2 separate regions of the Homo sapiens genome follow, and region 2 is linked to region 1. Evidence: chromatin loops called from intact Hi-C (ENCODE). Cell type or tissue: heart right ventricle. All regions are shown on one strand. Links, peaks and the distances in the headings refer to the core of each region. The heading gives the core; the rest is flanking DNA. Region 1 has its middle 13 kb from the start of SMCO1. Region 2 overlaps PCYT1A (phosphate cytidylyltransferase 1A, choline).

Evidence for each region. Hi-C counts contacts between places; a loop is a spot of excess contacts. Peaks named below come from ENCODE experiments on the same cell type or tissue, not always from the same donor. Only the 100,000 strongest peaks of a DNase experiment are listed, where the experiment ranks them.
Region 2: a loop joins it to region 1, with 2.9 times the contacts of the local background. A loop is called at or near these places in 79 of 110 quality-filtered maps.

Annotation. Positions count from the first base shown.
Region 1 is chr3:196,525,962-196,531,332 of GRCh38, forward strand. It overlaps the pseudogene NAA50P2. Among named protein-coding and RNA genes, the nearest start is that of SMCO1, 13 kb to the left of the region's middle. RefSeq lists an enhancer at 1,957-2,026 and a silencer at 2,797-3,096. In heart right ventricle, for the core only: a CTCF peak has its summit at 2,977 (motif pointing right); a DNase peak (open chromatin) is centred at 2,940; H3K4me3 peaks cover 941 bases.
Region 2 is chr3:196,241,977-196,247,347 of GRCh38, forward strand. It overlaps PCYT1A (phosphate cytidylyltransferase 1A, choline), which reads right to left. Exons shown (of 9, transcript NM_001312673.2): 6 at 586-664; 7 at 1-114. Among named protein-coding and RNA genes, the nearest start is that of SLC51A, 28 kb to the left of the region's middle. RefSeq lists an enhancer at 4,799-5,371. In heart right ventricle, for the core only: no CTCF peak of the experiment used is centred there; no DNase peak of the experiment used is centred there; H3K27ac peaks cover 619 bases.

The DNA.
Region 1 (5,371 bases), core at 67-5,066:
CATGAGCCACCACACCTGGGTTATTGTTGGATTTACTGAAGAAAAGGGGCAGGAGAAAAAAGTTAAATTACGACAAATCTCTAGGTCAATTAGAAGCCATATCTCTGGGATATTTTAAAAAATCAGTCTTACCGCTTCCGACTCTAAAAGTTAATGCCATTAGTAACAACAGCAGGAAAAATAAACCTGATAAAAACCAGCCCATTCATTTTAGCAAAAAAGCAGTTTAACTCAAAATACTTAGACCAAAGTATAACACTACGTACCCAAGGTGCCCCACCCACCAGCAAGAAGAGAAGAAATAATTGCTTTAAAAATCAAAATATGCGGCCAGGCGCCGTGGCTCACCCCTGTAGTCTCAGCACTTTGGGAGGCCAAGGCAGGCAGATTACCTGAGGTCGGGAGTTCAAGACTAGCCTGGCCAACATGGTGAAACCCTCTTTCTACTAAAAACACAAAAATTAGCCGGGCGTGGTGGCGCGTGCCTGTAGTCCCAGCTACCTCGGGAGGCTAAGGCAGGAGAATCGCCTAAACTCAGGAGACGGAGCTTGCAATGAGCCGAGATCCGCCACTGCACTCCAGCCTGGGCGACAGAGCAAGACTCTGTCTCCAAAATAATAATAATAATAATAAATATGCTCAGCATTTCTTCCAGAGATAGCAACGGTGCTACTCCTGAGAGTGCTCGGAAGGACTAAAGCTGGAGTGAAGATAATGTCTAGGGATTGGTATCCCACAAAGGCTTTCAAAGCCCAAGGTACCACAAGCACACTAAACTCGTCTATGAATTAGAAAACAAGATATCACTGCTGCTTCTTTCTGTCTTTTGAAATGTACAATATTTTGTAGGCTCTGCCCTTCGATGTGAAAGCAGGACTAAGAAAAAACAACTAAGAGGGCCAGGCTCGGTGGCTCACGCCTGTAATCCCAGCACTTTGGGAGGCCGAGGCAGGCGGATCATGAAGTCAAGAAATCAAGACCATCTGGCCAACATGGTGAAACCCTGTCTCTACTAAGAAAATACCAAAATTAGCCGGACGTGGTGGCAGGCGCCTGTAGTCCCAGCTACTCAGGAGGCTGAAGCAGGAGAATCATTTGAACCCAGAAGGCGGAGGTTGCAGTGAGCTGAGATCTCGCCATTGCATTCCAGCCTGGGCAACAGTGTGAGACTCCGTCTCCAAAAAAAAAAAATAGAGACAGAGTCTTGCTATGTTGCCCAGGCTGGTCTCCAACTCCAAGCTAAGAAATGTGAAATTATTTGACACCTAAATTTTTAGAACCATTTATCTTAACTGTGAAATTAAACAGATCTACCTTCTCCTGCCTTCAGTCAAACCACCTCACAAAAATAAGAGAACTGAAACAATCCAAACATGATCTTTTTTTTTTTTTTTTTTTTTTTTTTTTTTTTGAGATGGAGTCTTGCTCTGTGGCCCAGGCTGGAGTGCAGTGGCACGATCTCGGCTCACTGCAACCTCTGCCTCCCAGGTTCAAGCGATTCCCCTGTCTCAGGCTCCTGAGTAGCTTGGGACTACAGGCACACGCCACCACGCCTGGCTAATTTTTGTATTTTTAGTACAGATGGGGTTTCACCATGTTGGCCAGGCTCGTCTGGAACTCCTGACCTCAAGTGATCCACCCACCTTGGCCTCCCAAAGTGCTGGGATTACAGGAGTGAGTCACTGCGCCTGGCCCAAACATGATCATTTTTAAAGTCCTTGAAAGTATTAAAACTTTGAAAAGAAAAGAAAGAAGGAAAAACAAAAACATGGCAGTGCAGGAAAGCTTTACAAGAAAGAGGGGGTGAAAATCAATGGGCTTGTCTTTTTTTGTCAACAAGCAAGTGCAAGAAGGTTCATTTTGTGACTTGTTCAGTTGTGTTTTGCATATCTCCATTCTGATCGGAAGGGACTTTGAGGTTTTTCTGCAACTCCTGAGCATCTGCAGGCTCCATCCTCTTATCCTTTATCTGTCTTTGTCTCAGTCATCTCAAAGCCAAACTTCTGTAGAAGTCAATTGCTGACTCATTGCTGATCTGGACAAACAGATGTTGTCAAAAGTGCCATCTTGGCTGGGCAGTGGCTTATGCCTGTAATCCCAGCACTTTGGGAGGCTGAAGTAGGCAGATCCCTAGAGTACAGGAGTTCGAAACTAGCCTGGCCAATATGGTGAAACCCCGTCTCTACTAAAAACACAAAAATTAGCCAGGCGCGGTGGCTCCCATCTGTAACCCCAGCACTTTGGGAGGCCAAGGCGGGCGGATGTCCTGAGGTCGGGAGTTCAAGACCTGCCAGGCCAGCATGGTGAAACCCCGTCTCTACTAAAAATACAAAAATTAGCCGGGCGTGGTAGCACATGCCTCTAATCTCAGCTACTCGGGAGGCTGAGGCAGGAGAATCACTTGAACCCGGGAGGTGGACGTTGCAGTGAGCCGAGATCGCGCCACTGTACTCCAGCCTGGGTGACAGAGCGAGACTCCATCTCAAAAAAAAAAAAAAAAAAAAAAAAAAAAAAAAAAAAAAAAAGAAAGAGAGAGAGAGAGAGAAAGAAGGAGAAGAAAAAGGTGCCATCTTCTCCACAGATGTTTGACACGATTTAACATCTGAGTTGCTATTCCTGGCCTTGGGTAAGGTGCCGGACACCCTGGTGTGATGATGTGTCTGCGAATGATCCACCGTCCCGCCCTCGCCCCAGCTTTGCTAGCTCAGCCTCCAGCACGCCCTTGTAGGACGTGTCCCTGCAGCCGACTGAAAAGGTGGCCTGGATGGGTGTCTTCAAGTACGGAGAACTGCGGTGTCGCGCCTCCGGGCCCCATCCGGCTCCCAGCATCTTCTCCCGCTGCGGAGGCCGCATTTCCACTCAGGGCAGCGCCGCCGCGGTGGTTCCGCCCTGTCGGGCTCAGACCGGCCTGGGCGCCTCCGCGGGGAGCTGGGCGGTGGCGGGGGCCGCGGGAGTGGAGCCGGCCCGAGCCTCCAGGGGGCGCTGGCGGCCGCTTCCTCCATCCGCAGGCGGCTCCCGGCCACGCCCGTCGCTGAGCGTGAGGCGATGGCGGCCGAGCTCAGAACACTGGTCCCCGGAATGGAGAGCTGAGGGGACAGATCTAAGGGACATTTATAACTCCGCAGGGACTCCGGGGTGGGAGTCAGTCCGTCTCAGGTGCGTCTCCGGAAGAACTTCGGCGTCCTCAGGGAATCAGTCCCTGCCCCAGTGAGAAAAACCTTGCTGGGTCCTCCCTGATCCCCGCCACTACTTTTTTCTCCTTAGCAAAATCCAGATATTGTTTGAGTATTGGGCAGCCACGTGCTTCAGGGGAAGCTGAGCCCCTTCCCAGTGTGAGAGTTGGGGGTGAGTCTTAGAATAAATCAATCACAGCAATTTTATTATTATTGCCGTTATCATTGGTTTAGGAACGGACAGGTGGCAGAATTCTGGCCCATGAAATATAAGAAGAGGCCCACTGTGGAGCTTCTGAGGCCGGGCACGGTGGCTCACGCCTGTAATCCCAGCACTTTGGGAGGCTGAGGCTGGCGGATCACGAGGTCAGGAGTTCGAAACCAGCCTGGCCAACATGGTGAAACCCCCATCTCTACTAAAGATACAACAAATTAGCCGGGCGTGGTGGCGCGCACCTGTAATCCCAGCTACTCGGGAGGCTGAGGCAGGAGAATCGCTTGAACCCAGAAGGCAGAGGTTGTAGTGAGCCAAGATCGTGCCATTGCACTCCAGCCTGGGTGACAGGGCGAGACTCTGTCTCCATAAATTAATTAATTAATTAATTAATTAAGACATAGTCTTGCTACGTTGCCCAGGCTGGTCTCCAACTCCTGGGCTCAAGTGGTCCTCCCGCCTTGGCCTCCCAAAGTGCTGGGATTACAGGTGTGAGCCAGAAAAGTTTGTTTAAATTGTGCAAAAATATACATAACAAAATTTACCATTTTTATATTTTACTTACTTTTTATTTATTTCAATAGGTTTTTGGGGAACAGGTGGTGTTTGGTTTCATAAGTTCTTCAGTGGTGATTTCTGAGATTTGGTGCAGCCATCACTCGAGCAGTGTACACGGTACCCAACGTGTGGTCTTTTATCCCTCGCCCCCTTCCCACCCTTTCCCCTGAATACCCAAAGTGCATTGTATCTTTTTTTTTTTTTTTTTTTTTGTGAGATGTAGTCTCTCTGTGTCGCCCAGGCTGGAGTGCAATGGCACGATCTCGGCTCACTGCAACCTCTGCCTCCCGGGTTCAAGTGATTCTCCTGCCTTAGCCTCCTGAATAGCTGGGACTACAGGCACATGCCACCAAGCCCAGCTAATTTTTGTATTTCTAGTAGAGACGGGGTTTCACCATGTTGGGCAGGATGGTCTCGATCTCTTGACCTCATGATTCGCCTGCCTCGGCCTCCCAAAGTGCTGGGATTACAGGCTTGAGCCACCGCACCCGGTCCACTCCGTGGCTTTCTTTTCATCATCTTGATGGTGTGTTTTCATGAACTAATGTTCTTAATTTTCAAGTAGTCCAATTTATCATGTTTTCATTTTGATGTCTTATATATGAAATTTTTCCTACCCCAAGGTCATGAAAATATTTTTTTCCTTTTAGAAGCTTCACCACTTTACCTATTACATTTATATCTGTAATATGCCTAAAATTTAGACCTTTGGATTAATGTGAAGAAGGTCAAGATTCTTTTCTTCTCCATATGGATATACAACTGACTCAATCCCATTTATTATAAAGAGTTTCCTCACTGCTCTGCAGTGGACTTTTGTCATTAATCAAGTTTGCATACATGCAAGCATCTATTTCTATCCTCTATTCTGTTCCATTGGTCTGCTTATTTATTCTTGTGCCCAAATCACACTCAACCTTAATTATTTTGGCTTCATTAAAAAGTCTTAATAACATACAGTGTGAGTCCTCCAGCTATGCTCTTCAAGATTATCTGGGGTATTCTGGGCCATTTGCATTTTCATATAAAATTTTCAATAAGCTTGCTAATTTTTAGAACGCTATGAGCTGGGATATTGAGTAGAATTACATTGACATCTTCATAATATTTAGCCTTCTAATTCATGAATATGATACGTATCTTTATTTAGATTCTCTTTAATTTTCCTCGGTCGTGTTTTGTAGTTTCCTTTGTAGAGTTTTTGCATGTTTTCCATTAGATTTATTACTAGGTATTTGATGTTTCTTGATGCTGTTGTAAGTAGTGTTTAATGTTTTTCTTATTGCTGTTATAAATACGACCAATTTTTCTATATTTACCTTTTTATTCAGCAACCTTACTAAACCCATTTTTCACTTAGTCGTTCATCTGTAGATGCCCGCCCGCCCGCCTGCCTGCCTGCCCGCCCACCCGCCCGCCTGCCCGC
Region 2 (5,371 bases), core at 1-5,000, 280 kb before region 1:
CTGTGTAGCCCCTCTGCAGGTTCCGCCTCGCATACACATCATAATCCCGCACAATTCGGGTGATGATGTCTGATGTGGAGATACCTTCTGTCCTCTGTGTTGGAGCAAACATGCCTAACTCAGAAACACATACAGACAAACACTGTGAGGTTCTGGTTAGCTCAGGTATTAAGACTAAATGGAAATTGGGGGCAACATTCCTTTCCTTTCCTCAAAAAGCAGAATCTGTTATTACTAAATGAAACTGAAAGATACTGATATACAGAAGGTAGACCGAATCAAAGGCCAGAGGTAAGGCAAAGAAGAGTTACATAGCCCTAATATTAAGAAAAATATGAGAAAGGGTTTCCTGAAATTAAGAGAGATATCCAAAGTAGATGTTTAGACCAAGAATTGATGGATGTCATGAACTGACGACAAAGAATTGATGGGTGCTATGCTCATCTTTACCTTTTATCCAAAATGTGGCCTGAAAGAGGATGTTGAATTTCTAATGTACACATTTTCCTCTGTAAAGCAGCAACATGGCTGAACATCTGCAGCTGCCCTGAGATCCCCTACAGTGAGGAAGCACAGCTCACTCACCTGCCTCCTTGATGTGCTTATAAACATCATCACTGCCAGCAGATGAATAAGGAATATCATCATGGGCTACAAAATCAATCTGAAAATAAGGAAACATCATTAAAACCCATGATAACTGCCATTCAGAAAGACCCAGTCAATGTTCTCAGGCCCAGAAAAAGGACAATAGGCAGAGGCCAGGCCTCAGTGGACTTCATATCTCTCTTTGCTTTGCTCATAAATTCTACAATCTATTCACAAACCACCCAACCTAATGATTTATGGAGTATACATATGAAGTTAGCCAGCTGCTTTTGTAGCTATTTCTCCTAGTCTGCTAGAACTGTTACCCTCACTCTGTATACCAGTCATCTTGCTGTGGTCAATAGGGCCAGAGGGTTTGCTGGTGAACCGGTTAGTGGGTGGAGCCTAGGAAAGAAGGAAATCTCCCTGTCCTGGGTCTGGAAGGATTTGGTCAAATAAGGGTTTCTAAAAGTATGAGAAAGGCCAGGCACGGTGGCTCATGCCTGTAATCCCAGCACTTTGGGAGGCCAAGGCGGGCAGATCACGAGGTCAGGAGTTCAAGACTAACGTGGCTAACATGGTGAAACCCCGTCTCTACTAAAAATACAAAAAAATTAGCCAGGCATGGTGGCGGGCGCTTGTAGTCCCAGCTACTTGGGAGGCTGAGGCAGGAGAATTGCTTGAACCCAGGAGGCAGAGGCTACAGTGAGCCAAAATCGCACCACTGCACTCCAGCCTGGGTGACAAAGCAAGACTCTGTCTCAAAAAAAAAAAAAGTATGAGAAAGAGGTTACTTCTTTCTTAACTAGTTTCTCTCAGTCCGTGAGAAAAGAGGGAATATAAAAATAGCAACCACGAGCCCTCTGACTGGAATAGATACATCTATTGGCCTGAGAAATACAAACCGAAGGCCATAAGAGAAGTTTTCTCCCTCTCCCCTCTCCCTTCTCCCCTCTCCCCTCTCCCTCTCCCCACGGTCTCCCTCTCCCTCTCTTTCTATGGTCTCCCTCTGATGCCGAGCGGAAGCTGGACTGTACTGCCGCCATCTCTGCTCACTGCAACCTCCCTGCCTGATTCTCCTGCCTCAGCCTGCCCAGTGCCTGCCATTGCAGGCGCACGCCGCCACGCCTGACTGGTTTTCGTATTTTTTTGGTGGAGACAGGGTTTTGCTGTGTTGGCCGGGCTGGTCTCCAGCTCCTAACCGCGAGTGATCCGCCAGCCTCGGCCTCCCGAGGTGCCGGGATTGCAGACGGAGTCTCGTTCACTCAGTGCTCAATGCTGCCCAGGCTGGAGTGCAGTGGCGTGATCTCGGCTCGCTACAACCTCCACCTCCCAGCCGCCTGCCTTGGCCTCCCAAAGTGCTGAGACTGCAGCCTCTGCCCGGCCGCCACCCCGTCTGGGAAGTGAGGAGCGTCTCTGCCTGGCCGCCCATCGTCTGGGATGTGAGGAGCCCCTCTGCCCGGCCGCCCAGTCTGGGAAGTGAGGAGCGCCTCTTCCCGGCCGCCCATCGTCTGAGATGTGGGGAGCGCCTCTGCCCCGCCGCCCCATCTGGGATGTGAGGAGCGCCTCTGCCAGGCCACGACCCCGTCTGGGAACTGAGGAGTGTCTCTGCCCGACCGCCACCCAGTCTTGGAGGTGAGGAGCGCCTCTGCCCGGCCACGACCCCGTCTGGGATGTGAGGAGCGTCTCTGCCTGGCCGCCCATCGTCTGGGATGTGAGGAGCCCCTCTGCCCGGCTGCCCAGTCTGGGAAGTGAGGAGCGCCTCCTCCCCGCCGCCATCCCGTCTAGGAAGTGAGGAGCGTCTCTGCCCGGCCGCCCATCGTCTGAGATGTGGGGAGCGCCACTGCCCCGCCGCCCCGTTTGGGATGTGAGGAGCTCCTCTGCCCGGCCGCGACCCGGTCTGGGAAGTGAGGAGCGTCTCCGCCCGGCAGCCACCCCGTCCGGGAGGTGAGGGGCGCCTCTGCCCGGCCGCCCCTACTGGGAGGTGAGGAGCCCCTCTGCCCGGCCACCACCCCGTCTGGGAGGTGTACCCAACAGCTCATTGAGAACGGGCCATGATGACGATGGCGGTTTTGTCGAATAGAAAAGGGGGAAATGTGGGGAAAAGATAGAAAAATCAGATTGTTGCTGTGTCTGTGTAGAAAGAAGTAGACATGGGAGACTCAATTTTGTTCTGTACTAAGAAAAATTCTTCTGCCTTGGGATCCTGTTGATCTGTGACCTTACCCCCAACCCTGTGCTCTCTGAAACATGTGCTGTGTCCACTCAGGGTTAAATGGATTAAGGGCGGTGCAAGATGTGCTTTGTTAAACAGATGCTTGAAGGCAGCATGCTCGTTAAGAGTCATCACCACTCCCTAATCTCAAGTACCCAGGGACACAAACACTGCAGAAGGCCGCAGGGCCCTCTGCCTAGGAAAACCAGAGACCTTTGTTCACTTGTTTATCTGCTGACCTTCCGTCCACTATTGTCCTATGACCCTGCCAAATCCCCCTCTGCGAGAAACACCCAAGAATGATCAATAAAAATACATAAATAAATAAAAGAAGTTTTATCCTCAGGATCTATCATTTCACTACTTTTTTTTTTTTTTTTGAGACCGAGTCTCGCTCTGTCGCCCAGGCTGGAGTGTAGTGGCACAGTCTCGGCTCACTGAAACCTCTGCCTCCTGGATTCAAGCGATTCTCCTGCCTCAGCCTCCCGAGTAGCTGGGACTACAGGCGCATGTCACCCCGCCTGGTTAATCTTTGCATTTTTAGTAGACAGGGTTTCACCGTGTTGGCCAGGCTGGTCACGAACTCCTGACCTCAAGTGATCCACCTGACTTGGCCTCCCAAAGTGCTGGGATTACAGGCGTGAGCCACAGCGCCTGGCCATTTTACTGCTATGAATATCCTTTGCAAGGGCAAGAAGAGATGAATGATACTGGGGATCAATAATGTTGTTCGGAGGCGTGCTAAACTTCACTTACTCCTTCCTGTATGGGCCACCAGCCTTTTGCTGATAATTACTAAGATCACTATACCATCCCCGAGAGACCACTGTAGTGTGAAGCATGTTCATTGGGACTATGTCAGAGACTCTCAGCCAGCATCTCAATTACTCATGAACAACTTGTCAGGGATCCATAGGCAGCAAAGTAAAGAATAGGAGGCCGGGTGGATCACCTGAGGTCAGGAGTTCAAGACCAGCCTGGCCAAAACGGCGAAACACTGCCTCTACTAAAAATACAAGAAATTAGCCGGGCATGGTGGCGCGCACCTGTAATCCCAGCTACTCGGGAGGCTGAGGCAGGCGAATCACTTGAACCCGGGAGGCGGAGGTTGCGGTGATCCGAGATCACGCCATTGCACTCCAGCCTGGGCAACAGAGCAAAACTCTGTCTCAAAAAAAAAAAAAAAAAGAATGGGACAAGCAAAACTCAAGGTTGAGTATATATTGTTAACAAAGAGAAAAGGGGAGTTAGAAATTCCTCTAACTTCATACTTCTGTCTGGGCCTGTGGGCTGTGGTGCTGAGAATAAACTTGCTTACCACCTTTGGTGCCACTGGCTGCTAGGTGTTGATGTAGAAAAGCCAGAGAATTATAAAAGGTCTGTCCTAATCCTCAATAGTTTTAATAAATATCCCCTCTTCAGGCCTACCCACGTATTGCTTTAGAAGCACTTTGGCTGCCTTCATTCTTTCTGCCTCACTGAACAATTTACCTACAACATTCCACGCGCCCCTGTAGAGAACTGACAACATGCTTGCTATTTCCTCAGGCTTGGGGGCCTCTAACCTGGCCTAATCAATCCTTCTCATCTTTTGTACCCACCTTTTGCAGGAAACCTGTGGCTTTTTTTTTTTTAAAGTAGAGACAGGGTCTCGGTATGTTGCCCAGGCTGGTCTTGAGCTCCTGGGCTCAAGCGATCCTCCCACCTTGGCCTCCCAAAGTGCTTGGATTACAGGCGTGAGCCACTGCACCTGGCTGAAATCTGTTACTTTAATGTGGGAGAATTAAAAGGAGGTAAGGGGTTGATAATAACTTACTGAGAAACAGTGAGAAATATCCTTGATTTCTGATTCCACCCAATTTCTAGCATAAGATCAAAGCCCTGAAATGAAACTTAAGCCAAGAAAAGTCTATGTTAATCCGTCTTATTTCCTGGTAATGTGACCGTCTTCAGAGTTCACCTGGGGCTATGGATATTCTCAGGAGACTGGCATGTTCTAAGGGTAGATGTGCCTATGGTGTGGGGGGAAGGTCTCGTAACTGGTGAGTTCAGTTCCCAGCCCTGCCAGTGGTGTAACTTGTGGCGAGTTCAGTTCCCAGCCCTGCCAGTGGTGTAATTTGTGGCGAGTTCAGTTCCCAGCCCTGCCAGTGGTGTAACTTGTGGCGAGTTCAGTTCCCAGCCCTGCCAGTGGTGTAACTTGTGGCGAGTTCAGTTCCCAGCCCTGCCAGTGGTGTAACTTGTGGCGAGTTCAGTTCCCAGCCCTGCCAATGGTGTAACTTGGAGCAGGTTATTTGGTTTCTCTAGCCCTTGTTACTCATATGTAAAGCGGAAATGACAAACACACCACAGGATTGCTGTGGGCAGAAAATGGAATAGAATGGATGTAAAAGTGCTTGCAAACCATCCAGCCCCATATAAACGTCAGGGGTGACTGTTATCACTAGTAATATCACTGTCATCTCCTACGAAACTTACATAAGAGGTAGAAGTAAAACACGGCTAGTGGAAAACCAGCCTACGTGCCAGCAGCTTTGAGAGTTGAGGGGATTCTGAAACAAGGAATGGGAA